5 separate regions of the Mus musculus genome follow, and all the other regions are linked to region 3. The links are chromatin loops, found by intact Hi-C in ENCODE. Cell type or tissue: heart. All regions are shown on one strand. Each heading gives the region's core, and the rest is flanking DNA. Links, peaks and the distances in the headings are about the cores only.

Evidence for each region. Hi-C counts contacts between places; a loop is a spot of excess contacts. Peaks named below come from ENCODE experiments on the same cell type or tissue, not always from the same donor. Only the 100,000 strongest peaks of a DNase experiment are listed, where the experiment ranks them.
Region 1: a loop joins it to region 3, with 2.6 times the contacts of the local background. A loop is called at or near these places in 15 of 42 quality-filtered maps.
Region 2: it touches region 3 in a loop (5-fold over the local background); 13 of 42 quality-filtered maps call a loop at or near these places.
Region 4: it touches region 3 in a loop (3-fold over the local background); 12 of 42 quality-filtered maps call a loop at or near these places.
Region 5: a loop joins it to region 3, with 2.2 times the contacts of the local background. A loop is called at or near these places in 10 of 42 quality-filtered maps.

Annotation. Positions count from the first base shown.
Region 1 is chr14:121,442,216-121,448,141 of GRCm38, forward strand. It overlaps Gm33299 (a long non-coding RNA gene), which reads right to left. Exons shown (of 3, transcript XR_383790.2): 3 at 2,442-2,500. Among named protein-coding and RNA genes, the nearest start is that of Gm33299, 12 kb to the right of the region's middle. In heart, for the core only: CTCF peaks have their summits at 3,198 and 3,408; a DNase peak (open chromatin) is centred at 3,206; H3K4me3 peaks cover 800 bases; H3K27ac peaks cover 1,128 bases.
Region 2 is chr14:121,276,140-121,282,065 of GRCm38, forward strand. It overlaps Farp1 (FERM, RhoGEF (Arhgef) and pleckstrin domain protein 1 (chondrocyte-derived)), which reads left to right. Exons shown (of 27, transcript NM_134082.3): 22 at 98-180; 23 at 254-366; 24 at 760-926; 25 at 3,697-3,804; 26 at 4,681-4,832. Among named protein-coding and RNA genes, the nearest start is that of B930095G15Rik, 30 kb to the left of the region's middle. In heart, for the core only: a CTCF peak has its summit at 3,140 (motif pointing right); DNase peaks (open chromatin) are centred at 2,867 and 3,222.
Region 3 is chr14:121,376,099-121,382,024 of GRCm38, forward strand. Stk24 (serine/threonine kinase 24) reads right to left here and starts at 3,132. Exons shown (of 11, transcript NM_145465.2): 1 at 2,800-3,132. The coding sequence starts at 2,841. In heart, for the core only: a CTCF peak has its summit at 3,459; DNase peaks (open chromatin) are centred at 2,363, 3,423 and 3,553; H3K4me3 peaks cover 3,104 bases; H3K27ac peaks cover 2,352 bases.
Region 4 is chr14:121,448,977-121,454,902 of GRCm38, forward strand. The region is part of intron 2 of Gm33299 (a long non-coding RNA gene); the gene reads right to left. Among named protein-coding and RNA genes, the nearest start is that of Gm33299, 5.0 kb to the right of the region's middle. In heart, for the core only: no CTCF peak of the experiment used is centred there; a DNase peak (open chromatin) is centred at 2,335; H3K4me3 peaks cover 509 bases; H3K27ac peaks cover 262 bases.
Region 5 is chr14:121,314,428-121,320,353 of GRCm38, forward strand. All of the region lies in intron 2 of Stk24 (serine/threonine kinase 24), which reads right to left. Among named protein-coding and RNA genes, the nearest start is that of Stk24, 62 kb to the right of the region's middle. In heart, for the core only: no CTCF peak of the experiment used is centred there; DNase peaks (open chromatin) are centred at 2,428 and 2,712; H3K27ac peaks cover 2,375 bases.

The sequences.
Region 1 (5,926 bases), core at 1,504-5,503, 67 kb after region 3:
CTCGAATTTTCAGAGTCTTCCACCAGCACTGTGAAATTGGGCCGGCTAATCTAGTGTCCAAGATGAATAAAAATCCTAATACGTCACAATCCTTGACTTTATAGAATAAGCTCTCCTTGATTTTTTTTTTTTTTTGGCAAAAGATTATTTGTTTATTTATTTATTTAAAAAACAAACAAACAAACAAACCAATGAGTAGGAACCAGGCATAGTGACTCATGCCTTTATTCCCAGCATTCTGAGGTGAGGCAGGTGGATTCCTGAGTTCTAGGCCAACCTGGTCTATGCTGTGAGCTCCAGGATATCTAGGACTATGTAGAGAGACCCTGTTTGGAAAACAACGAAACCATTATGACAGCTCAATGCCCATGGAATCCAGAAGAGGGTGTCAGAGGCCATGGAGCAGGAGAGAGGCTGCTGTGAGCCACCCACTTGGGTGCCTGGGTGCTAGGAACCGAACTCTGGTCCTCTGCAGGAACACTGTGATCTCAACTACTGGGCCATCTCTTCAGCCTGTGGTGCCCCTCTTTTTTTTTTATTTTTTTTTATTTTTTATTATTATTAAGAGTTTCCCTAGTTGTTCTTTTGCTTTGTTTTGTTTTGTTTTTCGAGACAGGGTTTCTCTGTATAGCCCTGGCTGTCCTGGAACTCACTTTGTAGACCAGGCTGGCCTCGAACTCAGGAATCTGCCTGCCACTGCCTCCCGAGTGCTGGGATTAAAAGCATGCAACACCACGCCCGGCTTCCCTAGTATTTTTATCTGTTCATTTGTTCATGTAAATTTAGAATTTCTAAAACAAAGTCCTTCAGCAAATCAGGAAAGCCTTGCAGGATATGTCCCTGCCCTGTGTTAACTTTACACATGGATGTACTGAGTCCATCCACCTTGACCAAGGCTTCCTTTTAAACTTATTCTTTAATTTCATAATCTACGTCCTTCCCGAGTTACACTTGAGTGTAAAAAGCGCACCCTCCTAAATGCACACCTTAGATTTTCTTTAAAATAAGTGGCGAGAAAACCCCTTTGAGACTAGGGCGCAGAGCAGAGTGTGCGCATGTGCTCTATCGGTAATCCACACGCTCTATGGGAAGAATGAGTTACTGACCATGGGGCAGGCAGCATGTGTTCAGTGCTGGGAGCCATCGGTGTCATAATCACCTCTTTTGTGTAATCAGGAGCCTTCACTTCACCTGGTCTTCAAAAATCCCAATTCCAAGCACCCTAATTTATGGGAAACCCGAGATAATTCTCATATCGCAGAAATACGATTCACTGGACACCTTCTGAATGTGGATTCATTAATTTGACTAATGTGGTTATTATCAACTATAAATAAAGTCTTCACCCTCAAACTTATCTTTTAATTGAAAAATCTTTTCATGTTTCTCACTGAGGTCATTACCTAATTATTAACTTTTTTTTCTTTTTAACAACAGAATGAGATCCAAAGCCCCGATTACTCAGAGAGGGATCAGAATGAATGGTTTTGTTCTAGATCAGAACTATTATGATAATTCCATGTCCTCTGTCCTTGAAAGTGTTCGCTTCGGAGATTACCCCTGGGGGAGGTGGCTGCAGTCCCTGGCTGTACTGCAATTCAGTATTTGTTTCATTGTAAGCTATTTTTTTCTAATTTTCAGTTTCTCATTTTAATATTAAACATCTTGCAGTTTAAGCCATAATGTAACAAAACATTTCAATGATTTTATGACAATCTGCTAGCCCTTATTTTTAATATTTTGTACGTATTTGTGCATGTGTGTGCGTGCTGTGTGTGTCTCTGTGTATGTCTCTGTGTGTGAGTATATTATGTGCCTGTCTCTTTGTGTATATATATGTGTGTGTTAATGTATGTGTGTGCATGTGTGTCTGTGTTTGTGTAAGTATATATATTATGTGTCACTGTGTATGAATATATTATGTGTTTCTCTATGTGTCTATGTGTGTATATATATGTGTGAGTGCATGTGTATATGCGTGTGTGTGTGTGTGTGAGAGAGAGAGAGAGAGAGAGAGAGAGAGAGACAGACAGACAGACAGACAGACAGAGAGACAGAGAACTGTTTCTCTTAGTTCTCTCCACCATAATGGGTACTGGGGGTGAGATTCAGGTTATCAAGTTCAATGGCAAGCACCTTCACCTACTGAGCCATCTCACTAGAGTGTTTCTACTTACTCATCTGTTCCTTCCTCTTTCCCTCCCTCCATCCCTCCTTCCTTTCCTCTCTTCCTCCTTCCCTTCCTTCTTCCCTTCCTCCCTCCTTCCCTCCCTCCCTTCCTTCCTTCCTCCCTTCCTCCCTCCCTCCCTCCCTCCCTCCCTCCCTTCCTTCCTTCCTTCCTTCCTTCCTTCTTTCCTTGTCTTTCTCTGTAGTTTAGGCTAGCCTGGGACTCCCAGCAACCCTCTCACCTCAGCCTCCCAAATGCTGGGATTGCAGGTGTGTGCCTCCATCCACAGGTTCATTTGTTTTCAAAGTGTACATCCACATCACAGAAGGAGAGCTGCAGTTAAAGAGGAGCCACTTGGCAGGGCAACTAGAGACAAGAGCAAGGGCCCTGCCTGGTCCCCATGGGCCTCACAGAGAGAGAAGCCATGGTTTTCAATCTCTATCCAGCTCTTCTCTCAGTTCAACCATCGAAAGAAAACAGCTTCTACTGTGGTTCCTTAAGATTATTCTAAGCAGCTGGGCTGGGCTGGGCATGAATTTCGATCCCAGCGTTCAGGAAGCAGAAGCAGGTGGGTCTCTGTGAGTTTGAGACCAGTCTGGTCTACAGAGGAAGTTCCAGGACAGCCAGGGATACACATTTTGAGACCCTGTCTCAAAACAACAGGAAGATTGTTCTGAGGGGAGAGTATTATGGTTAACTGTATTCTATGAGTCTTTATACTCACAGCCCTCAACCCTCATCAAAGAAGTCTCCCTTTGCAGCAGACGGAGGTCATTACAGAAAGCCACAACTGGTCAGAAAGCAATTGTGGGGCATCCAGCCCCGATGGACATGGACATCACTCCTGTACTGTTGTAACCCCTGAATTACAGATACTAGAGAGACTTCAGGGTTGTATAGACAGTTTGCCTTCCTGTTCCCCGCCAGAGGCTCCCATCCTCCCTCCAGCCCTCAGCAAGCACAATATGCAGACAGCTGGTTTCTGTGCTGTGCTGTGCCCTTCTGGAGCAGCCCTGGGGCTCCCCTCCGCCCCGCCCCCTAGCGTTAGAATGGCGTTCAACACTCCTGCTGAGAAGCAGCAAAACTCCAGGTGCCTGTCCTTGAGACCTTAGAGAAAAAACAAACGCAAGGGAAACCATGGAAAAAGTAAAAGGTAAACAGAGGTCAGGTCACAGACAGTTACGACTGGCCATAAAATTAGTCCTTGAACAGACACCCATTTAGCCCCCCCTCCCGCTTCAGTATTATTCCACCCTCTACTCCCCCTTTCTGTGAATATTCACACTGTTCCTATACTGTATATAAACCCAATGATTTCTGGACTCAGGGTCGCTTGTCAGCGTTCACCCAGTGAGTGCTAGGTGGGTAAACCGAGTTTGAACTTGAAATTATAAAAGACTCTTTTGCACGTTGCAGTGGACTTCGCAATTCTTGGGTTAGTCTGGGTTTCCCATGGATTCAGGGCACAACATCTGGGATGTCCAAACGGGATTCCCCAGGACCTAAGGCCAGGGAACATAGAGGAAGAGGGGCACAAAGACTGTAGGAGTCAGAGTCTGAGAGATGACCAGGAAGAGATGGTCAGGAAGCGTCGCGATGTCACAACAATATGGTTGAACAAGACATGAATAAACACAACACTAATAATCATGCCAACGTGGAGAGGGAATCTCCAGGGGCCCCAACCTACAAAGAACTGCAGGTGACTACTGAGAGACAGACAGCCTTCCCCAGGGATAGGTTCCCTAATTGGCTACCCAATATTAAGTGGCCAGCCCTGACATCACCTCCGTACAAGCAACAGTAAACAGACACAGCAGGTTGTATTTACATATTTAAGTACATATATGCAATAATAATCAATGAAAAAGAGGCCATGGGTTTTAAAGGAAGTAAAGGGGGCTGTAGTAACTTGAATAATAATGGGGTCTCTGCCGGGCGTGGTGTCGCACACCTTTAATCCCAGCACTCGGAGGCAGAGGCAGGCGGATTTCTGAGTTTGAGGTCAGCCTGGTGTACAGAGTGAGTGCCAGGACAGCCAGGGCTACACAGAGAAACCCTGTCTCAAAAAAAAAAAAAAAAAAAAAAAGGCTCCCTATGCTCATAGATTTGAATGCCTGGTCTTTAGGGAGAGACAATTTGTAACAGGGCTTAGGTGGTGTGGCCTGTTAGAAAAAGTGTATCACTGCGGGTGGGCTTTGAGGTTGTAAATGCTCAAGCCAGGCCCAGTGTCTCTCTTTCTTGCTATCTGCTGATCTGGATGTAGCTCCTTCTCCAGCACCATGTCTGCCTGCACAGTGCCATGCTTCCTGCCATGGCGACGATGACGATGATGGACTGAGCCTCTGAACTGTAAAACAGCCCCAATTAAATGTTCTTTATAAGATTTGCTGCGGCCATCGCATCTCTTGACAGCCATAGAACACGGACTGAGAGAGGGGCACAGGAGGGGTTGGAGGGAGAGGACCGGCGAGGGAAAGGAAAGATGTTTTTACTGTATTCTAATTAAAATAAAACATTATTTCAAGGGGAAAAAAAGAGAATTGTTTTAACCCAGAAACCAAGAGCTAGCTAACTTCAGCTGCTTAGCAGGATAAGAAACCTAAAGAACAGGGTTATCTGGAAGGAAGCGGTCCCAGGACAGTGTGTGATCTGAGGTGCTGGAGAGATAGCGCAGGCTACCGTGCATTCCATGGGGGAGATCAGTGGTTCTCCGTCCTCCTCAGCACTGCCCTCACCACGGTTGCTCTCCTTAGTTCTACAGCCTCTGGCAGTCTGGAGAACCGGTAGCTGCTATCCTGGGATAAAATGTGTCAGTACACAGTAGCTCTCTGGCTAGGACCTGTGCCCCTCGTGCTGATTGGCTAGGAACTGTACCCCTCCCGCTGATTGGCTGGGACCTGTACCCCTCCCACTGATTGGCTAGGATCTGTACCCCTCCCGCTGATTGGCTCTTTCAGGCCCCTTCTCTTTCTGGAGCATCCTGAGTTTCCCAGGTTGCAGTTTAGCAGGTTGCAGCAATGCCATATAACCTGTGGTACTGGTGGCTCTGTACTTCCTGTGGCCTCTCTATGTCTACCCTCCCGGCTCCAGCTGTCTGGCTTCTGTCCCAGGAGGCGAGCTTGCCTGAACTGACCAAGGAGCCCCTTGTTCTCTGGTTTCCTGCTGACTTCAGCTAACAGGAGACAGGGGAGACCTTAGAGGTGGATACCTTTCCAGATGCCTTGAGTTAGCCAGTTGCCTTCACTAAAGACATCACCTGACCTCTGTCAGTGACCACTCCAAATCCCATGCATTAGTCAGGGTTCTATGGAGAAACAACTGATAGAATGAATGAAAAATATGGAATGTATTAGAGTGGCTTACGAGCTGTGGTCTGTCTGTTCCAACAATGGCTGTCTCTCATCAGAAAGTCTAAGAATCCAATAGTTGTTTGGATGATGAGGCTGTCTGTCTCAGCTGGTCTTCAGTATACACCAGAATCCTAGGGATGTAGGCTCTAATACCAGTGAAGGGATGGATTTACCAGTGACAGAGAGGGCAAGCAGGTGGGGAGTAAGCACTTGCTTCCCCCGTGTTCTTCATGTAGGCTGCTACTAGAAAGTGTGGCCCACATTCAAGGTGGGTTTTCCTGCCTCACGTGATCCAATCAAGAAAAGAATCCCTCACAGGTGCACCCAGCAGCTTGGGTTCATGTTAATCTCAGATGAGTCAGGATGACAGCCAGCACACTGGACCCACACCACCAAGGGGAGAGCC
Region 2 (5,926 bases), core at 1,017-5,016, 100 kb before region 3:
CCTTTACTGGTGTGGTAGCCAGTTCCCGAGTGCCCACAAAGGCACCAGGTGCCTGGCTTGCTGCCCAGCAGTGACTTGGTAAACTCTCCTTCCACAGATCGAGGAGAGTGAGGAGGAGTGGGGTGTGCCCCACTGCCTGACCCTGCGGGGCCAGCGGCAATCTATCATCGTGGCTGCCAGGTAACTCCTGAACCTGACCTCTGACTGCTTGCCTTTGACTGGCCGTGGTCTGACAAGCCATCTCTGTCCCCAGTTCCCGGTCAGAGATGGAAAAATGGATGGAGGACATCCAGATGGCCATTGACCTGGCAGAGAAAAGCAATGGACCCACCCCCGAGCTCCTTGCCAGCAGCCCCCCTGACAACAGTAAGTGGAGTAGGCGTGTCCAAGGCCAGGGCTACAAGGACTGTCCCCTGAGGGAGAGGCAGGGAGGCCTCCTATGTAGGGATCAGTGTTAAAGGATGAGAGAATGAGAGGGACCACGGTGTCATCTCTTCCAAGCCAACATTGCCCTGTGTTAGCTGATATTCACAGAGAGGGGAAGCAGGCCAGAGGCCCAGTATCTACAGACAGGAAGGATTCTCAGCCAGAGAAGAGGATTCTGGGAAGGTGCTCTACCCTGGAGGTCTCATTAGAATCCTACTCATTGGGCACCCTTGGGGGACCACACTGGGAGTCCCTACCCCACAGCCTTGCCAGCACTGCAGGCTGGTCGTAGGGAAGAGAAACACCAGTGCTGCCCTTGATAACCTTCTGCAGAGTCCCCGGATGAAGCCACAGCGGCTGACCAGGAGTCAGAGGATGACCTGAGTGCCTCTCGGACATCGCTGGAGCGCCAGGCCCCTCACCGTGGCAACACGATGGTGCACGTGTGCTGGCATCGCAGCACCAGTGTCTCCATGGTGGACTTCAGCATTGCTGTGGAGGTAGGAAACGGGGCCTGAGTTAGCTTTCACCTCCAGCCTTTCGCCACTGTGCCCCACCACTGAGAGGGCATTATGTGATCAGCGGGCGCAGAACAGCCAGCCTAAGGGTATAAGGAGCTGGAGCCATCCTACAGCTGGGACAGGGTGGTACCCTCCTTTGTAAATGCAGTGCAGATTCCCTGCCGCCTGAGAGCCTCCTCACTTCCTTTGCTTTCCACATTGTCTTTTTCCATGGAGTTAGCCAAGGGCAAGATTCTGCCCTTGTACAGCAGTGCAGCCCATACTCAACCAATAGCTGCACACACCATGGCAGTTGTGGAATCAGGTACCCAGGGGGTAGCCCGGTCTGAAGGGAGATGAGATGTTTCTAGCAGGGCATAGTTACAGTTCACAGGATATATCCCAAGAAGGGACCCCAGGGCAGGAGTCTCCAGATGGGCTCAGTAGCCCATGCCTGGAAAGTTGCTTTGAAGGTGAGCCTTCCACTGAATTACCGCACACAGCTTCTAGACCTTTCTAAATCCCACTTCAAAGTAGCCTGGCAAACATAGGAACAGCAAAGCTGTCTCCTGTCGCGTTGCCAACAGCACCTGCTGGTGTGAGTCTCCCCAGTCCCCTCTAGTTGTATGGCAGCTTGTGCTTCTTACATCTTCAGTGCCTCCAACTCTGGCCCCATGGGGAGAGGGACTTCTGTGAAAAAGACTCCTTTCATTCTTTAAAATGCACAAAGTTCTAATTCTTGACTTGCCCGGGCCACATAATATCACGTGAAAGACTGAGCCAAGGACAGTAGTAATTTGCTGGTTCTTTGACCCGAAGAGATTGGAGATAGACACACAGGTTCTTTAAGATACATCCCAAGAGTCTTGGAATTGTGTTGTGCAAGTGGCCTTCACAGTTATAGTTTCCTACCACAGCTGTGTCCTGAAGAGATTTTCAAGGGGCCCCAGCCAAGACCCTAGCACTCCCCAACACTCCCTTTCCTGTGAGTGTCTAGCCTTAGTATCCTGTGATCACATTTCTAAGCCCTGCCCAGTGAGAGGCTGCCTGCTTGCTGCCCTTGCTCCATGCCATCCTTCATCTGGGCCTGTGTGTGAGGGCACCCCAGGTGAGGCAGGTCACAGTAGAGAGGGGGACCTGTGCTTGAAAGCAGCGGAGGACCATCCTGGGAGGACCATCCTGGGAGAAGCAGTACTCCCAGACGCAGCGGCTCCACTCTGTGTGGCTGCTGGCCCTGTGATGCTGCCTGGAAGAAGTTCTCTTGGCCTCACTTCCTAGATGCTTCACTTTTAAGACTCTGCCACCCACATGAACCCCATGGGCTCAGCTTTAAGAGGGCAGAGCGCAGTGACAAGAGACCAGCCAGACACTACAAGCTTTGCTGGGGTTCGTGACACAATGACAGACCAGTGATGTCGTTTAGGGAGAGTTCTGAAAGGAGGGCCAGGCAGAAGGGGTCTGACTCATGGACAACAAGGCTTGCCACTACCCAGAATCTCCTGTCCCCCCTGCAGGCAGGTAGCGGCAGCCGGGTGGGTGGGTGGGTGGTTGAAGCGCTTTGGGTAGAATCCCTTCTCGGCTCACTTTGCCATCTCCCATCACTCTGAGCAGCTGAAGGATGGAACTTGTAGACATGTCCTCCCTCTAGGGCCTTCCTGACATCAGCACTTACAAAATGTAGTAAAGCAGACTTAGAAGTATCTTAAAGCTTTTCTCTCAGCAGAGAGTGGGGTTATATGCATGTGGTAGCCAAGGGGGTGTTGAGTCCCCCCAGAGCCTGAGATACCTAGGCCATTATGATCCCCCAGTGTGGGTGCTGGGAACCCACTTCAGGCTTTCTGCAAGAGCAGAAGGTGCTGCGGGCTGTCCCGTCGGCCTGGGATGCTGAACTGTGAGGTAATAGATACACAATTTGCCAACCTAACAGTTTCCAGTGAACTGCTGGGTGGCATCAAGGAGCCTTCACTACTGTACACCTCCTGCCTCCTTTCCGTGACCTCCAGTCATGTCACTTGGCAGCGGGGTGGAAGGTCAGCTTGTCAAGAGGGTGGACGGAGCTCTCTTCACAATCTGAAGCTGTCAGGTGTGAGGTCTGTGCTGTGTCCCTGCCTTCACTCCACACGGCAAGGATTCATGTTTACAGGAACTGCAGGAACGCAACAAGCATGCCCTGAAGCAGTGGCTGGCAGAGTGGCTTCTGGACCTCTCCACTAGGTGGCAGCATAGAGCCACTCTGGAGGTCTATGCTGATAGACCTAGATCTTCCAGGGAAAAGACCAGAATCCCAGCCTGCCCCCTTCCTTGTAGGGACACTCTGTGTCCTTTCCAGCTCATTGGCTAGCCATCCCTGGTCATGGACGCCCCACGCTAACCTCTGCTTCTGTGTTGGTGCCCTGAATCACTTCCTTAGAACCATACTCACATAGGACCGAGGGCCTTTCCCAGCCCCAGTATGACTGACCACCTTGCTCCTTAATGTTGTCACATTCAAGGGTGATAGTAGTAAGGACTCACACCTGTGTCGGGGCAGGAATTAACTTGTGACAGGAATTCATTCAACTGATGATCTCTCCATGTAAAATGAACAATGTCTGTTGTGGGAAACCCATGCTCACTGCTAGGGACTCCAGACCCACTCACAGAGGCTACCAGTCTCTTGAGATACAGTGAATGCCATGGACCAGTTGTTACCAACTCCCTGGCGTGCCTTTGAACTGTGTTTCTGACCACCTCCTATCTCTCCTACCCCCCCCCCCCACTTGTCTTTCAGAACCAGCTCTCTGGGAACTTGCTGAGAAAGTTCAAGAACAGCAATGGCTGGCAGAAGCTGTGGGTGGTATTCACCAACTTCTGCCTGTTCTTCTACAAATCACACCAGGTAAGTGCCCCTGACACAGGGCAGCTGGCCCTAACCTGAAGTACAGAGCTTGCAACACCTGACAGGTGAAGAATCCAGTGCAGGGGGTGAGGGTGGGGGAATGTAGGGTTCCAGTGGACCAGCCATGTCCACTGGAGAGCTTCCGCTCTAAATGAACACACGACACCCAGTTATTCAAGGATGGCACAAGAGGAGAGGGTGACTCCACGCTGTCCTGTAGGGAGGAGGCGAAAACTCTGCCAACTGAAAAAATAAAAGGCAGGAAAGACATGTCAGCCCAAGTCTTGGGAGTCCCCTCCTGGTGGTGTTGAATTTTAAGAGTAGACGCAGATGCTCTGGGACAAATGGGCAAATGGAAGCTGGAGAACAATGTATAACATCTAAAAGGAAAATACCAGGGTGGGCAAGCTATCCATCCCACAGCTTCCTGGGAGAAAGGAAAAGACAGAGTGGCATGGAAGTCAGCCACACACCTGGGAGGGGAAAGAGCTTTATAAAATGAGAAGGGAGCCTAAAGCACACTTATGCTCGGCCATCACAGTGAAGTCATGAGAAAAAGAATAGTTTGTCCCTTCTGAGTCCAGACTCAGGAAGGCAGAACTTGGTGTGTCCAGGCACTGCACTATGTAGGGGGCAGAGACTGAGGAAGAAACTCATACATGCCCTATCTTAAGGTAAACACACCAGGGGTCTCAGGGGCGGCCTTCTATCCAGATGCCTGACTCGTTCTAATGGACTTGCCCTTAAAGGAGGAGACCACGGCACACTGGCCAAGATTGGCTTCTTCTCGACCAAACTAGTCCAGAGCAGGAGACCTTGACTAGAACAGCAACCCTACCCAACACCACTGACCACTTCCTCTGTACCCTGTTGCAGGACAGTCACCCCCTTGCCAGCCTGCCTCTGCTGGGCTACTCCCTCACCATCCCCTCTGAGTCTGAGAACATCCACAAGGACTATGTGTTCAAGCTGCATTTCAAGTCCCACGTGTACTACTTCAGGGCTGAAAGCGAATACACATTTGAAAGGTAGGTGCCACCGCCCATGTCTGCACAGCCCACCTGCAGGACCATGGTCCCTGTCCTGACATCAGGGCTCGCCTCTCCTGAGTAGTCTGTGTGCATTCTATAGGTCTGCTTCATACTCCCAGCCCCGCAGCGTGGTGTCGTAGAGATGTTAGCTCTTACCATGTAAGGTTAGCTAGCACGTGCCAACGTGCTTGGTCCTCTGCCAGGAAGCTGCAGCAGGGGGAGGTGGGGCACAAGTGGCCATAATGGACCCAAAGGCTGATGCTAGCTAACAACCACACGAAGAAGCAAGCAAGCTGAGTGTCGAAGTGGTTCAGAGTCAGGAAGGAAATAGGCTGCCAGGTTTTCGGCAGTGTTAACTCTTACTTAAAACTGTCCATGAAATTTACATTCCAAGGGGAAAACAGGGCTTTGGGGAAATGTGTCCCATAGTATAAGACAACAACCAAGGTCACTGGACTGTAGTAACAATCAGAGGCCTCAACATGCCAGCCTCCCCTCACCCAGCAGGAACAAGTTCTCTTCTGGCCTTGCTGTTTGTCAGGATGTAGGCTTGTTCCCTCACTGGCATTTCAAGGTCAACAGGCCAACTAGAAACAATCCCTAGCAAATGTCCATGAAACCAGCCAGCAAACCCTAAGCCAAACTGCTTGCAAATGAGCCCAAAAAGTGGCAAGTCTCAGCCCAGATCAGCAGTTCTTAACCTGTGGGTCTTGACCCCTGCACAGGGGGTTGTCAGAAAATTCAGATATTTACAGTATGATTCATAACTACTAAATTAGTTATGAAGTAACAACAGAAATAGGAAAGTTGATAACCAGTGGTCAGGATCCTTAGAGATCTAGAAAAGATCTTTCCAAGGCTTGCAGCCTTGCCACGCCGAATCCCACGAGTAGGCGGTCTTCTTTACCCACACTCAAGACATGTTGGACCAGGTAACTTGGGACAGATTATTCTTGAACGTGTCCCTGAACCCTGGGAGCTGGTACTAGTAACACCCTCAACTGTGACAACTAGCAGTGTGCAGACTCAGCGTGTTCTAGATCCAGTGCTGCCCTGGTTTCTTGCAAATGTACAAGATGGGCCCATCAAGT
Region 3 (5,926 bases), core at 962-4,961:
CTAAAGGCACCTGGCCGGGTCTTACTTTCTAGTTCTCTCACAGACTACAAAATAACCCAAAGAGGAAAGAAAATCCTTAGAAAACCTCATCAAAACAGTCAGGTATACAGCCTTCAACTCCTCACCAAAGATCATTAGAGTCGTCAATCAATCACAGCCACTGAGTGAAAAAATCATTCATCTTATATTTCTTTCTTCAGCAAACACAATCTAAAACAAAATGATATATATTATTTGCAAAGGCAGGGCGAAGACCTGGGTTCTAATCACTGTATGTCATCTAAAATGCTACCTTACCTTGGTCCGTTCAAATACTCTCTCATTCACAAAGCTATAAAACGGTATCTTCTCTTCATCAGTACCAGTAATAGTCAACAGATATAAAGTGATTACAGGCCATAAAGTCTTTATTCTAAAGCATTCCTGAATTCTGCTTTTTTTTCCCTCGGGCTGTCTGAATCTGCACTTCTGCCTTGCCAAACTTTGTGCACTTCTTCTGAGACAGTGTCTCAGCATTAACCTTGGCTGGCCTAGAACTCTCTAAGATAACCCAGGCTGGCCTTGAACTCTCTAAGATAACCCAGGCTGGCCTTGAACTGACAGAGATCCAGGAGGCCTCCACCTCCTGAGCGTTGGGATTGAAGACAGCCACTACCACACCCGACTTGTCAAACTAACCCAGTTCCTCCTAAACCCGAGCCAGGACGGACAGGGAGTTCATAAGCACAGCAGCAATAGGGAATGCCTCTCTCTTCCTCTCCAGTTTTACCCTAGAAAGAGTCAAGGCCAGATCTGCCTTTCATGTAATCCTCAAAACAGCTCCCAGGGAGCTGCAGCTCCTGACTCCAAGTTGAAAATAAACGCGCTGGTTTTTCTTTTCTGGAGGGAAGGGAAGGAAGGAACAGTCTCCAATAATACACCAAAAATGTATCATATGGTTTGAAGACATACACAGGGGCGGGTACGACTGTGGGAAGCCACTTTTCCTCCTCTGAGGAACCAGAACAGACAAAAAAAATTAATACTAGTAAAAAAAGGTTATCGTCTTCACACCAAAAAGCAAAATTAAAACATCTTCCTTTCAAGAACACGTATGAAATACACTTTTTGGGTAAAGTTATTGAATTTTTCTTTTTCCCAAAATGAAGATTTTTTGGCCCATTCTTTAAAACAAACAGAAGCAGAATCCAGCTGGGAACCACTTGGTACTGACCCCACACACTGCCACATTAAGTATCTTTTCAAACACTTTCTTTTACAAAGGTTGGGGCTAGTGAAGAGGCTTCAGGGTGGAGCCAGGTAAATCACTATAGCAGCCAGAATGAAGAAAACGTGAAGAAATGTGCCACGAGGTCCTTCTGGCCACAGGTAAGAAACTGTCACCCAGTTGACCCTGATGTCTTGTCTCTGAAGTCAAACCAAGGCAAGAGTTGCAGGAGGCCTGGGGTGACTTTCAACTAGCGGCCAGCACCATCAAGTTTTAGAACGCAGGCAAGGTGAGACTCAGGAATACTTTGAGAGCACTTTTCCAGTGACACTTCTCAATTCCAACTTTATTATCCCTTAAAAATGACTCAAGTTCTAGTGGCCACTGAAGTGGTAACTTTGAATTCCTATTTTTCCAGAGTTCAAAACCGGGGCCAAGAAAACCATTTTCCTTACGTGGTATGGAAAGAAAAAAGAAGAAGAAAAGAGGGATAGGAACTATTTTCAGAAGTGGCAGAAGCAGTAAGAGGCAAGCAAGGTCCATGCGGCTCAACCCTGAAGCCAGAGAGAAGGCGCCTGCTGCATCTATAAACTGATAACCTTGGATATTCTGAGGTGTTTTGTTTTTTTTTTGTTGTTGTTGATTTTTGTTTGTTTTTTTTTAAGCAAAACTCTTCCGTTCACTTCCTTGGGAAAGCAAAACTTTGACTGGTCTTGCTATCTTAATCGCAATCATTATGTCTGTATTTATTATATACGCTCACAAACTTTACAAGTTTGAACAGACAAGTGATTGTTTTTCAAAGTGCAGAAAACCATCCTCAATAGCAAAAAAAAAGTTCGTGCATCCATATAAACTTGAAATTCAACTCCGTCCCCTCACCGCCCCCTTCCCCTCCGAAGAAAAAGTCACTGGCAGGCTAAGAAGATACAAAGTGTGCACCAAGAAGCCCGCTAGCACACAGTTCCTCTGGATGCCAACCGGTCTCAAAGTGAAAGTCCAGCAGCGGAGTCCTGGCACCCGAGGGATGAACCTGGGCTCTGCACACCAGGGCGCTCGCGGAGGTGTGGGTTCCGCCTCCCGAGTTTGCAACCTCGCACTTTCCGCACCAGAACTACAGGCTCCGATGCGAGGTTACATCTTCCTGCACCCCGCCCTGCGGCCCGCCCGGACTGTGACCAGCCGGGGCGCGCTCCCGCCCTGCGCTCGGGTCTCCCGCTTGAGGGGTCTGGGGAGGGACTTTTGCTAACTGAGGACGGACCCCAGAGTGCCGCTATCCCTGTCCCAGGCCCACATAGGGCCCAGGCACCAAAGCGGGGCCTCCAAGGACACTAGTTCAGACTCCTGCCCGGGATGGGCGCTCGGCCTGCGCGTCGGACTTGGGGAGCGCAAAGCTCCTGCACCCCACCTCGGCCCCAGGCCGCAGACCCCAAAGCCCCTCCACGTGCATACACCCGAGATCCCCGCCGCCCGAGTCGGCGAAGATCCCGGAGAAGCGGGCCCGGCTGGTTGGGGGGAGGGGGGGCGTGTTGACACCGCCAAGTTGCCCGCTTCCGCCCTGGCCGCAGCCCGACCGGGCCACCCCAACCTACCTGCATGCCCGGCAGGCCCGACTGCACCGGGGAGTGGGCCATGGCGCTCGGCGCCGCCACTTCCTGGCCCGGGACGCGCGGAGCCGCGCGGCGAGCAGGCCCGGGGCCGCGCGCAGCCCTCGGGTGGCGGGGCGGGCTCTGGAGCCCGAGGCCACCGCACCCCGGGGACGGTCTCAACGAAGGTTGGCGGGCCGCGGCCCCATACACTGAGCCTGGGGCGGGCAGTGGGGGGCGCGGGGGACGTCTCGAGACTGCGGCTGCTTCTCCAGGGATCCCGTCGCTGCGCCGCCGCGGTGCTCAGGTCGAGCCGGGCGGCCTGGGCCCGCGAGCGCTGGCCGCCTGGAGCCGAGTGGGCGCGCACAGTCCGCCGCGCCCCGCCCCGGCCCGGCCCCCGCGCCCGCCCCCGCGGCCCGGCCGGGGACCCCGCCCCGCGCTTCCGGGAGGGGGAGGGGGAGGGGAGGAGCCGCCGGGCGCCCTAGGCCGCAGTCGCGCCTCCCTGCGGGCGCGCAGGCGGGGTCCCCGGGGCCCGGCGGGCAGGCGGGCGCTCTCGGGTGCTGTGCGCCGGGGTCCTTCGGAACCGCGGGGTGGGCCTCGCGCGCGGAAGAGAGCTGAGTTTGGGGGAGCGAAGAGCACCGCCCACTCCTACCCTTCCCTCTCCACCCGCCCTGGCCCTCCAGAGGCCAGAGTCTGCACTCGGGGTGTCCCCAGAGGGGCCTAGCCTGGGGCCTATTCCAAAAGCCCCGGCCGGAGCGTCCTCACTGTACGAAGTTTCCAGCCAGATCAAGGAAGAAACCCCAAGGGTAGAGAGGGCGGTTTGTGTGCACTGCCTTGGGTACTGAACTCAGCCTCGCCTGGGCCGCCGGCTGTGGAAACTTAGCTGGACAGAGGAAGGGCTGGGCCCCGCCATCTCTGCGCTGCGCACAAGAAGGGAAAAGTGGGGTGCGGAGGGGTGCTGGAGGAAGGGAAGACAATAGAAGGAAACCGCGTCCCGACTCTTACCCAGCCCTCCCCTCGCTTCACTGCTCCTAAGGCCGTAGGCCCTCTCTGGGCACCAGCTCTGCCCTCCTCCTAAGCTGCCGCTTCTGCAGCAAACAAGGAAGGATGGAGTGAATCCATGCGGTTCCAGGAAGTACTTTATTTACAAGTGGCAAATAGGAAGTGGTCTAAGAGTCAGAATCGCTGTGTCTCTCGCCATAGGGACCCTGAGGCCTCATTCAGGAGTGCCCGCTTTGCCCCACAGCTGTGCAAGGTTAACCATACAAAATGAGTCCCCAAGAGTTCAGAAATAGAGGACGCATAAATCCTCGACTAAGGTAGAGAAGAGATTATTCTCTGAGGTGTCCTTGTATTCCAAGAACACAGGCTCCCTCTGGGTCCTGCATCAGAAGTTAAAGTAAGCCGAATACCCTTTGGAAACCTAGCCTAGGAGACCTCCAGGATGCTAAGATGTATTAGAAGGCTTGCATGATTACTCCTGGTCACCTGACTGAGATGCGTTGCCACTTCTAAAGAGTAAACTGAAAACATTAAAAGTATGAACCCATATAACCAAGAGTTTATGTGTTCCCTAAGCAGAAGAAACCTAAAAAGAAAAGAAAAAAAAATGGAGTACTTAATGAATACAAGGGAAAATGATCAAGACCATGAATCTTGAAAAGGCATATATTATTCAACCTCAAATTCTACCTAGAATAACATGAAAGAATGACCAGAAATACAGGAGTCTCTACCAAGAGGCAGCGACTTTCAGCCTTGGAAATGTCTGATTACATAAAGAGTACTTTCTTACTACTACTACTTCACCAGGTGTGGTGGCACAAGCCTTTAACCCCAGCATTTGGGAGGCAGAAGCGGGCAGATCTCTGTGAGTTCAAGGCCAGCCTGGTCTATATAGTTCCAGGACAACCAGGGTTATACAGGGAGACACTTTCTAAAGAACATGACCCCCCCCCCAAAAAAAAAAAAGAAGAAAAGATATTTTAGTAGGTCATGTTTAGTAATTGTGATAATGTCCCTCAGAGGCTCATGTATCTGAACACTTGCTCCCCAGTGGGTGAGTGCTATTTGGGGAGGTATAAGCAACCCAGCCTTGCTGGAGGAAGAATTCCTGGTGGGAGTGATGGTGAGCTTTGATGTTTCAAAGCCTTGCCCAGTGCTCTTCTCTATGCTTGGTGCTTATGGTTCAAGACCTGAGCAATCAACTTCCTATGCTGCTGTCATGCCTGCCAAGCTCCCCTGCCACCACTGACTCTAGACCCTCTGGAGCAATTCACCCAAATAGATACTTTGTTATAAAAGCTGCCTTTGTCCTGGTGCTTTGTCACAGCAGCTAGGGAGATGTAACTAATGCAGTAATGTAGAAAGATAGTTTTATTACATAGTGTCAGGAAAATATAGGATACAAAACAATAATATGTAATCTGAAGTCCTAACACTAGGAGGTAGAAACAGGAAAATCAGGAGTTCAAGGCCAGTTTCTCCTACATACTGAGATACAGACCAATCTGGGCTAGGTGAGACCAAAAATAATAAATAGGTAAATAAAAAATAAAAAGGGTAGACTGATCACAAGCTACTGGAATTATACATCTATGCACAGAAAAAAAAGTCCAGCTATACACCAGGATTTAGCAGTGATTATTATTCCTGGACTTAAAAATGGTTTCTTCAGTCTCTGCTAACCTCCACCTATGAAGACACCATGCTAAAATGTGTGCTTAGGATCAGCACAGTCAAACCAATAGCATGACTGAGGACGAAGAGAAAGGGGACAATCAGAAGTGTTGGAGAACTGTTCTTTGACCAATAAACTACAGAAAACTTGTAACTGGCTTTGTTGAGCTAATTTTCAGTATCGAGGCCACAGAGACTGAAGTGCAACATGACATAATTTACAAAGCTAATCAGTATCTCCTTTTATACCCTAACACAACATCTCCTTTTGTACCCCAACACAGATGAGGATCAGAACTTGTCACTTCCAACAGGAACTGAGTTATCCGGACACCGCGACTGGCTTTTGGGAGCTGGCTCTCTCCTTCCTCGTACCCTTCTTGTTCCCTCGCTGACTGAAGCTCTCTCCTTCCTCTTACCCTTCTTGTTCCCTCACTGGGTGAACTTTACTTCT
Region 4 (5,926 bases), core at 525-4,524, 72 kb after region 3:
GCTCTTCCTGCCAGGATAAGAGCCTCCGAGGCTGGTCAGGGAGACCAGGAAGGGACGGGGTAAGAGTATCTGAGGCTGGCCAGGGAGTGCCAACACTGAACTAAGAGTTCTGTGGCGAGCGGGGAAACAGAAGGCAGGAGACTAAACGAAACATTCATTACAATCTCTGATAGTCAAAGAACATGTGTTCTCAATTTGCAAGTCTCCATGAACATCCCGCACAACAGATAAAAATGATACACCAGACAGATCACAGTGAACTCTCAAATTACAGGTTGAGTGTCCCTAACCCAAATCCTCAAATCTATAATGCTTAATTATCTGAAAGTTCTTGACTGCTGGTATAAGGCTGCAAGTGGGAAATCCTACACCTGACCTTATGGGGCAGATGGTAGTCAAAATACACAATATAAAAATTATTGTCTAAAATGACTTCCAGGGACTGCACATGACTATTTACGAAGCTGGGCGTGGTGGTGCACACCTTTAATCCCAGCACTCAGGAGGCAGAGGCAGGCGGATTTTCTGAGTTCTAGGCCAGCCTGGTTAACAAAGTGAGTTCCAGGACAGCCAGGGCTATACAGAGAAACCCTGTCTCAAAAAACCAAAAACCAAAAACCAAAAAAAAAAAAAAAAAAAAAAAAACCACCCCAAAAAACAAATAAACAACAAACAAACAAAAACCCAAAAATTTAAAATTACTTTCAGATTGTGTGCATAAGTTGTATAGGAAACATAAAGGAATTCCCACCCCAAGAAATCTCATTTTATATACACAAATATTCCAAATTGATTCTTTTAAAAAGTCCTCAAATTAAAAACACACTCTTTCTGTCTGTCTTCTCTCTCTCTCTCTCTCCCTCTCTCTCCCCTTCTCCCTTCCTCCTTTCCTTTTTTTGAGACAGGATTTCTCTGTGTACCCTTGGCTGTCCTCAAACTCACTCTACAGAGTCCAGGCTGGCCTCAAACTCAGAGATCCACCTCCTGTGCCTCCTAAGTTCTGGGATGTACCATCTCCTGACCCTGTTTCTAATTAAAATAAAACATTATTATTAGAATCTCAAGCGTGTTGAATAAACATCCTGTAATATATCCAAGGGACAAGCTTATCTAGGGAAAAGGGTTCCCATATACAATGATTTATCTTCACTGCTAACATATCTCTGGGTGTGTCCAGGAGGGTGTTTCCAGAAATGTTTAACTGAGGGGGGGAAAGAACCAAGCCGAGTATTCAGGGTGCCATCCCTTGGGCATGAGTCCCACACTGATCAAACGTGAAAGAGCTGCCTCTCACTGCTTCCTGAATGTGGATACAGTGTGAGCAGCTACCTCAGGTGTTGCTGTTGTGCCTTCCCTGTCATGGTGGACAAACGAACCTTTCCTCCCATACCACATGTCTTCTTTGTCATGTATTCTGTTGTAATGGTGAGTAACTAAAATACCATATAAAATATTAAATACTGAGCCTGGCATGGGATTTTAATAGCATCATCAAAAGTAGAAAGACAAGGAAGAACACTCCCTAAATACCCAAGAGAGAACCTCCTTCAACGGGATTTCTGTACCCAGCCAAGTGCCAATCAAATGGAAGAGGAATCTAACATGTTTTTAGACTTGAAAGATCCAAGGGGGAAAAAAGGCAAAAACAGGATTTAAACTTAAAAAAAAAAAAAAAAAAAAAAAAAAAAATCAAGGAAACTCCAAGATCATTTCTACAGGACTCCTCCAGAACTCTTTATAAAAGGCTCCCAGATTGGCATCTTGTAGAAGATTCTGGAAAAACCAACATATTGAAAACAGAACTCTCTTGGTAGAACATGTATAATATTTATAATCATAGTGGACCCTCGCTGTTCTCTAACCTCTTGTTAAGCTTGCTTCTGTTAGCACTTATCAGCAACCACCACTGTTTCAGATTTGCTAATCTGTCGGGCAACCTCAACGCATGGAAAACAGCAATGTGCCATGGGCTGAATGAAAAACGAGTGCGTCAGACATTAGTGAAATGATGCAGAACCCACCACGCGGGAGACGCCTTCTAGTCGACAGTCTCCTTCCTCAGTATCCCCCAATTCAGTAAAGCCCATTACTATCGGGCGCCTCTGGGTGCCGTCCTGAGGAACAGCAAACCTACTGGAATCCCCGACCTAACAGACCACCTCCGCCCTTCTCAAGATGGAAACATTTAGGATGATCAATTCCGGTATCTAACAAGGCTTCTTATGTTTAAGCATGAACAATTCCGGAGGAGACAGGGCCAATGTTTACCTAAAACTTTTGTTATTTTGTAACCCACAAGTGTACTCTTCTGCCACCTTGTGGCAAAGATGGGGCACTCCCAGATAAACACTTGAGGGTTGCTTCACTGGGCCATGGTTGGTCAAACCCCAAGGGGTTGGGCGGGGTGCTCATCAAATGCCTTTAAAGCTATCAAAGCAGGCAAGGGTGGTGCATCCGCTTGGCACTAAACTACAGTTAGTATAAAGTAAATGTTTGCTAAGTATTTGTTGGCAAAGAAGTAAAACAGTATTTGTTGGCAAAGAAGTAAAACAATAACCTGCTTGTATAGAGTACCTACTATGTGCAAGACCAATGCACTTTCTATGTCTGGTTTCATTTCATTAAAGCAACCAGCTCCCTTCCGTCCTGGGAACCCCTCGGTCCTGGATACACGAGCATGAAACATATCACCAAGGGCAATACGTCCAGGTAACCCATATTTCTGGACAGAAAACTGAGCCTCAGAACTGTATGCAGTCACTTGCTCTCTGTATTATGCACTTTCCTCATGGCCTGGCCTGAGAAGACACGACTTTAGAAAGTAAGGGCTCACAGTTCAGGTGTGCAGTTGGCCGTGGTGGAGAAGAGACAACTCATAAGAGGCAAGAGGACCTCAAGTTGAAACCATGGCTTCTACAGCATAAACTGACCACTCTTCTATGCTGCTCCTGGAAGAAGAATGCAGAGTCTCATAGACATGACTCCTTCTAGCTGAAGGTTTAGTAAGTTCTTCTGTTCCCAGGACCTAAAGGTACAAAGGGAACTGGAGGTGTCCTCTAGTGCTTTCTGAAGTAACTTGTTAAGCAAATACCTGAATAATTAAGGTGGAGAGAGAAGAAAAGGAGAGAGGAGGAGGGGTGAGAGGGAGGAGAAGAAAGGGAAGAGGAGAGGAGATAGAACACCTTCCTGTAGGAGCAAACATTGCTCCCACACATTGCTTAACTGCCATGTGCCTTGGTCTCCTCAGGGGCAGTCAGGAGATGCTGGCCCACTTCCTTTGAGTGCTAGATGAAACAAAGCACTCAGAGCCTTAGTATGGGCCACTCTGAAAGTCCTAATGCCACCTTCCTGGACTGAGCAGCTCTTCTGTAGGTCATGAGGGGATCTTGAGTCAATGCTTGATCTCTTTCTGCTGCTTCTTTAGCCGGAGGGACCCCACCTCGGCACTGGCCAGAGTGTGGGACTTTTCAAGGAGAAGCCTATGTCTTTGCCATGACCCATAAACCCGTGACTGAACACACAGTCGCTTCTGCCCCCACCCCAACCCCTGCCCTTGCTCTCGACTGTGTGCGATGGTCTCCTGCAACTTCTCAAAGGCCCTAAACATGTCCTCTTGGCATTCCAACAGATGTCCCCTGTGTCCTGCTGCTCTGCCTCCAGCTATGATGGTGATTGCTTCCGTTGTTAAAAGGCCTTTCCTTGGGGAGAAGCAACCACCCACCACCTTCTTCCACTTCCCAATGACAAACCAAGAAGTGGTGGCACCGAGGTTCATGCTGAGGAACCAAAGAGTTTGTTGGGGTTTCTTACAGAGCAATGGATACAGGTGACTTTAAAAGAGCCACATGGGGAGATTGGCACCTGGCATGCCAGATGCCTCGCCCATCACTGTGTGGATGGAGTTCCCTCCTTGAGTCCTTCCCCATCTATGCCTTCCAGCCTTTCCCTAAGACCTGGAGGCCACGTGCAAACAGAATGGCATATAACTGGTTGGGAGGAGTGGCTGGATACTCAGGTGCAGGTCTCATGACCCTCACCATGCCCTCCTTCCAGGAAGGACCATCAATAGTCAACAAGCTATTGATCTTTGGTGCACAGGCCCAGATGAACTGAAGATGGCAGCACTTTGGCTCAGAGGATGGTCCTTACAATGGCTTTCCTCATCTCTTGAGGGAGGCTAACATGCTTTCTGCTGTCCTTTCCTGAGTTGTCCTTCCACGTGGGCAGCTGGTCTCACTCTCTATGTGGCTGAGGATAACGTGAAGCCTTGACCTCCTGTCTCCACCCCATGTGCTGGGATCACAGGCAAGTACCATCATGCCAGGGTTTTCTGTGAAGGGTGATCCAACTTGTCAGGTCACAATACCTCTAATTGCTGCTTTCTCTCTCCCCACACAAACCATCCACACCCACAGCAGCCTTTCCATCTCCACAACGTTGATAAGCTTCTGCTGTGGCCTTGAACATTCCCTCCCACTTACAGCTGCAAACCCAGTCCTCCCCACCCCCTGCCCCAGGCTCAGTCCCAAGACAAGATTGAATTACAACTTTACTTTCAGGGTCTCTGGGCCTAGTGACTCCTGCACACAGGCTAGGTCACATGGTATGGAGTTTTAACCACCACTCCTTCTGGAAACATAAAACAAGGAATTCCCCTTGCCCTTTGGAACTGCAGGATATGTCCCTTCAGGTCTGCGGTATTGACCTGGATGGCTAACTATCCTGACAAGATCCTCTGAAGATAATTAATCTCAGCTTCCTTTCTACCAACCAGTAGCATTCTGCTATTTATACAGAATTCATGTGTTTGTACTGGCATTGACAGGCACACACTCTACCAACTGAGCCACATCTTTAGGTGTGTGCCTTGTTTTAAATCCTTGGCACCTTCTGCAATATCTTGCCCATGGCTTCCTTGTTGACTGGACTATTGTCTACACTACCACAATGGTTTGGATCTTAGATGTACGCTGAGTGTCTAGGCTCAGTTGGCTCAGGATAGGTGACCTATACACAATGGTTGAACCAACAGAACCAAGAATTGTAGAGGAATTTTAGTTTAGAATGTGGCTGCTCTGATAAGAGATCACATACAAAGACCTGCTAGGTCTATGTGATTTGGCTGGAATACAGACATGCCTTTAATCCCAGAAGACAGAGGCAAGCAGATCTCTAAGTTCAAGACCAGCCTGTCCAGAGCAAGTTTCAGGTAAAGAAAAACTTAGGTCCAGGTCTTAGTCACATGCCTTTAATCCCAGCACTCAGAGGAGACAAAGGCATGCATATGTCTGAGTTCTAGTCAGCTACGTTCAGTCAGTTCATGGAACTCAGAGGCAGTTTTCCTGGGAGACTTTTACAGAGACTGGTTGTAGAGAGAGAACAAGCTAGACACAGGTGAAGACAGAAGGAGTCAGAGAGTGAGAAGGAGCCAGAAGCTTAGAACAGATTGCCAGAGTTAGGATGAGGCCAAGCAGAGCAATTCAGTCAGAAACTGAGAGGAGCCAGATTGAATCAGTCAGCTTGGAGAAGAGTTGGAGCCAGGACAGCTGAGTTGAACCAGCCAGCCAGAGTTCAGGAAGGACTAGAAAGAGTGAGTTTATTCAGAGGCTGAGAACATCTAGGCCTAGATTAGCTTGTACAGAGGCTAGAAGCTTCCAGGACTAACTAGGCTTCGGTTAGCAGACAGAAGTAGTAAGCCCCTGAGATAACAATCACATCAGGGGACTAAAAAATACTTTTACAAAGAATGAGCTCAACTGGCCACCTCACAACTGCTCTGAGGGGTCCCATGCTCTGTTTCACATGCGATGGCAATGTCTGCAGGTGCACAGAGCTGACAAGGGATGGTGGGTCAGATTTGCAGTGTTTACCTACAGAGGGTAACTGCCCAGCCTTGTCCTGTGTGTGTGTGTTTCCCATAGCCTAC
Region 5 (5,926 bases), core at 887-4,886, 62 kb before region 3:
TTTGCTCTGCAATCTTTAGGATCAGACTGAGCCAAGCAGCTGTGTAACAAGCTAGACACAATGTAGCCTTAGACTTCAGTTCAGACAAAAACGGAGACAGAAGAATAGCTGATTCCGGAGGGACCCAGCTTCTAACAGCTGAAGAGCTGTGAAGGAAGACATATATCCCCCCCACCCCACCCCCCACCCTGCACCTCTAGCTGCCCTACACTGGCAGAGATGCATGGACCCAGAAACCCCTGTGTATGGGAGTTTGTAAATCTGAAATCCATCCCAGATCAGGATAATGAGCAAGGGCAGATTCCTCACAGTGAATAATGCAAGGGCTTTATAGTCGGAGTCATCGGATAAGGGATCCACTTTATACTTGCACTGTACCCTGAAAGACTCTCAGCTCATTAATATCAAAATTGTAAGATCAAGGCATGTGACCTAGGATCTGGGCTCAACTTGGGGCTGCAGGTTTTAAGACATGGATTTTGTGAAGAAATAAAAGGAATGAAAGATGTCCTTTTGCTTGGATGATGACCATGGATGGACATGAGTCCTGTAGCCTGGCTTGAAGACGACCTCTGCCCTTCCTTAGATGTCACCACCACCCACTACTTGGCAAGTTCACACCTCCCTTTCTTCCTGTGTGCTCTAAATGCCACAGCATCCACCCTGGCAAGGTGCCAATGGAGATGAGGTGAGACAGACCCTGGCATGTGAGTAGTGCCTGCAAATTTCTATTTCTGCATTAGCTCAAGTGTCCCTCTACCCCTGGGCTCATGGGAGGGAAGGCTGTAGACCCTGGCAGAGACCCAGCTCCCCTCCTCCTGCTCCTTCTGCAGTGTACTCAAAGGCTTCCTCTTGCTCGATTTCCAGAGCTTCACCTGAACCAGCGGTTCTGAACTGGTGGGTCTCACTCAACCCTGGGGGTGGTGGGTCGTCACATATCAGATATTTGCATAACAGTAGTAAAATTAGTTATGAAAAAGCAACGAAATGATTTTATGGTTGGGGGTCCCCTCAACATGAGGAGCTGTATTAAAGGGTCGCGGCATCGGGAAAGCTGGTCGTCACACAGCCTGGCATAAGTGTGGCATAAACACGGCGGGTGTCGCAGAGCACTGTGAGATGGGGTTGCAGACTTGGCTTTGTGGAGCTTCTGGTAAACAAAAGGGTGAATGAACACCTACACAGCGCACACATCAGAGGAAACTCAGGAAGGTCTGAGAGCTGAGACACCGTCACCTGCTGGACAGAAGTAGCATCTGTGTGGCCAGGGAGGGCTGTGACCTGTCACCCTGGTGAGAGAAGCACACTGTTGTGTTCAGGCGCTGGAACAGACATTTACACGGTCACCAGCTGATGGGAGTTTGTTTTTGTCCAAACTCTGCCAACTAACCTATAGTTGCTGATGTGGCATAGTGGGTGAAGAAGAGTCAGGAGTGACTCAAAAGCTCCAGTGGCTGAGCTGATGCCCTCAGAAACACCAGAGCCTGGGGGGGGGGGGGGGGGACCATGCATGCTCACCAGTACATGTGTCCCAAGAAGCCAGAAGTGGATGTCAGGTTCTCTGGAGCAAGGAGTTATGGATAGTTGAGTGCTAGCAATCAAACTAAGATTGTCCGGAACACTTAAAGCCATCTCCCTGTCTCTTGGGTTTAGAGTTGGGATTTTTGTCTGTTTGATTTTGGGTTTTTGAAACAAAGTCTCACATTACCTAGGAAGGTCTCAAACTGGCTATGTAGCTGGGGATAACCTTGAACTCCTGACCCTCCTGACCTCTGACTACTGGAATTACAGGCTAGCTCTGCCTCACTCAGCACTGCCCGGGTTTTATTACAGCACTGAAAACCTACTGTGGTGCCTCTGAGAGGTCTTAAGAAGCTGCTCCTGGCAATCCACTCTGCGTTTCCCCAGCAGATGTCCTTAACCCACAAGCCTGAGCCTGGTGCCGCACTGCAGGGGCTCCGGAACCACAGCCCATTTACCTCCCTAGAACTAAGCCTTCTCTTTCATTAACAAGCAGTCCGTTGCATAATATGATTAAGATTCTGACCTCCTACCACATACCATGTTTCAGGAACATGGCAGCTTTAGAATAGAAAGCTTCACTGTTCTATGCAGCCACAACAATGTTCAGACCCCAGGCTGAGGTTTAAATATGCAAGACATGTATGTGTTGGGACATAAAGAACTACAGAGTCCACTGATACTTACTTTAAATTATAGGTAACATTGGGCCGAAAACAGCTGCATTTTTGTAAAATATTTAGCCTAATTGGGATTTTATTTCTACCCAACTTTGTAGATAAAAAACCCAAGAGAGGACTGCCACGTGTCTCCAGGGACCTTCTTCAATTACACTAGGACAGTGTGTTCAGGGGAGAAAGTAGAATGCTGGACCCAGCCTCAGAAACAGCACAAAGCAGAACTTTTATATCTCCTGGGCACTGAGCCTGCCCCATAACTGACTGTGAAATAAGCATCCTCTTGTGCTTTCAAAGCCAAGATTTCTTTGCTGGTGTTTAGTCCACCGGAGCTAAGCGAGGAGCTCTGCTTCGCTCCTGGTCACTGTGATGGTACCGTGGACTCAACCAGCCATTCTCATTTTCTCCAGGACAAGGGCAACTGCTAAAGTTTGAAATTTACTCCTGCAGAAGACAAACATGTGACTCTCACCCTGGCCGGCCGGCGCTGCAGCTGTGCCTGGCAGTCGTGAATATAATAGCTGGTGACATCCAAATGATAAAGAACGCCATGGAGAGGGGCTGTCCTGACTGCAGCACATGAGAGGGCGGGGTCCCCTGGACTCCCACACAGCACCAATTTGAAGTAATACACAGAGGCACCAGCTCTGGAAGAATGGCGAGCAGGAGCTGAGCAAACTCATTGCCTCCTCTCCAGGACACATAGCCAAGAGCAACAGAGAACTGCTCAGGGGCTCACCACAGGCATGGGAGGAGGCTTTGGTTCACTGTCAGAAGGTCAACTCCAAGGGTATCCACACAACCATAGAGAGCAAGGAGGCCCCCGCACAAGAAGGAAGGTGCCCAGTATGGCTGGCCACTGGTCTCCACGTAACCGTGACAACCCAGGGCCTATTAGACTAAAACCATCCATTGCCTGAAGACCAGTCTGTGTGTGCTCACACAGATGGCCAGCCTTAGCTATTCTCAAGAACACTGTGCCAAGCCAGTCAGTCAGGATGCACACCTTTAATCCCAGCACTCAGAAAGCAGAGACAGGCAGATCTCTGTGAATTCCAGCCTAGCCTAGTTTACAAAGTGAGTTCCAGAACAGCCAGGACTGTTAGAAAAACCCAGAGAAGAGAAGAGGGGAGAGGGGGGAGAGGGGGGAGAGGGGGAGAGGGGGAGAGGGGGGAGAGGGGGAGAGGGGGGAGAGGGGGAGAGAAGAGAAGAGAAGAGAAGAGAAGAGAAGAGAAGAGAAGAGAAGAGAAGAGAAGAGAAGAGAAGAGAAGACCTAAAACAGAAATCCAACTTACCCTCATCTGTGAACATCCCCACTGGAGAGCCCTACATCTGCCCAAGTTCATAAAAACCTGCCTATGCGACCTCCTCTCGGAGTATTTGCAGGATTTAAATGAAATATTAAACTCAAAGCCAGAGTTTACCAGACTCTTGAAGCCAGTAGGATAACAAAATATATAAACAATCAGCACAGAAGCAGGACAGGCATTTGGAAGTAACCCTAACCCTAAAATAGTGTTCAAAATAAAATAACCAGCCAAATGTCTAAGAAAACATCCCAGGCCGTTCAGAGTTTCAAAGCAGTTGATGGATCCTACCATTTCCTGGTCCCCGTCACTCTCCCCGGTGTAACACATCTACAGCAAGCCTTGGTGAGCCTGGCATATCTAGAAGCACACAACAAACACAAATCTCAACCCTAGCACACTGCCCAGAGAGGCAGGCAGGCTCTTCCCACCACCGTTCCTCCTGCAAGCCCATGTGGTACATTCGTTTTCCACAGCAGCCCTGTCTTTGCAGCCATACCACCTCCCAGCTCCCTTCTTCAGGGCCCAGCTCCAAAGCTACCCACTTCCTTCTCGCTGGCCACTCCTAATCTGAAAGCCACGGTCCAGTCTCTGCCTTGATATATATACCCAACTTCCTCACTGTGCACACCACAGCCTGACCTACTGCCAGCTTTAGAGTTCAGTTTATGATATCCCTCTGTATCACCTGAGAGCCATGAACAGAATCCATGACGCACGTTTCCTTCCCCACTAACACAATATAGAGAAACCCCCCTGTCTGTTCCCTTATCTGCCTTCCATACCACAAAGGAGAAAAGGCTCTGGACCCCTTCCAGAGTGATATGGATCAGATATGACAGGGGAAGACCCCCTGGAGATCTTGAAATTTTCCAGAAAGTCAAACAAGACAGGTAAATTTATCTGCTGATTCTTCAACATGGGAACAGCCCAGTAACTGGCTTAGACATAAAAGTGTCTCTAGCTAAAACTTCAGCTAAAATGAGACAATAAATCTTGTTGGTTATGGGATCCTTAAAATTCCTCATGCCCTCCTTCATATAGTACAAATGAAGATTTATCACAATTGGTTATTAGTAAAAATAACCAATAAAAAGTTGTCTTTTACCTGTTCAAACAAGGAGCTTAATTTCATCCTTAACTGATCTGTGCACCCTGCACAATCCATACGATTCAATTCTTTTGTTTGTTTTGTTTTGTTTTTTCGAGACAGGGTTTCTCTGTATAGCCCTGGCTGCATACAATTATCTTAAAGGTGCTAAAATTTTATTGTGAGAATGTACAGCTTTAACAAGACTCATCCTCTGAGATGCTGCACTGACCTGCTCTTCTAGCCCCTGCTTCCTGACGCTGTCCACTGACTTGCCTCCAGAACTGCTTCAGGAACTGCTACTGATTCCAAATGATCTCGCCTCATCCAACCTTTCAGATGGATCCAGTGAGAACTTCAACCAAGCCCTTAGCCTTCTAAGCATACAGAGACTGGATAACAGATGTTAAAGCTAGCTTCCTTAAGTCTAACCAATTTTCTAATTTCCCCACCGCTTTAAAGAATTTCTCATCGCCCCTATTCAGCAGGAAGAAGCCATGGAGAGTTGTTGGCCCCACTCCTTGGATTTGGGTGTCTGTTTTTGGTTATTTTACAAATTATAGATAGGTTGTCATTTTAAGGGATAATTTTGGAAATGGTCATAACTTTGAACAGGAAGGAAATAGATGAGATGGTTTGCTAAATTTATTCTTGAACAAAGCATTGTGCAGCCATCATCTTACATTGGTAGAAGTCTTTGTAATTGATGTAAAATTGAAGTTATAATTTTTTATATTGGTACAGAATTTATATATTGGTATAGAATTAAGGTTTTCATTGGTATAAATCTGTATACTGATACAAAATTTGAGATTAATATTGTTACTTTTAGATAGGCATTGTGTCTATGAAACTCATTTAAGAATACAACACTTTAGCCAGGCAGTGGTGGTACACGCCTTTAATCCCAGCACTTGGGAGGCAGAGATAATGGATTTCTGAGGCCAGCCTGGTCTATAGCATGAGCTCCAGGTCAGCCAGGGCTACACAGAGAAACCCTGTCTCAAAAAACAAAACAAAAAGAACACAAGGCTTTGACCCAATTCTTTTAATAGCTCCTACTACAAACTGTTTAAGATGATTAAGTTAAATAAGTTAGGGGCCATAGAGTAAACTCATGGTTAGGTTAATTCTGATTTAATTATAATAAAGTACTTTCAACTTACTCAAATAGAAATGACTAAGAGTAACTAAGGTTTAACAGTTCAGATATACCAGATAGATAGATGACAGATAGATAGATAGACTTCAAAAAACATCAGTCCACAGAATCTGATATTTAATCATTTCATTATTATTAGAAATTTCAACTAGAGACATGTCTGCTCCTG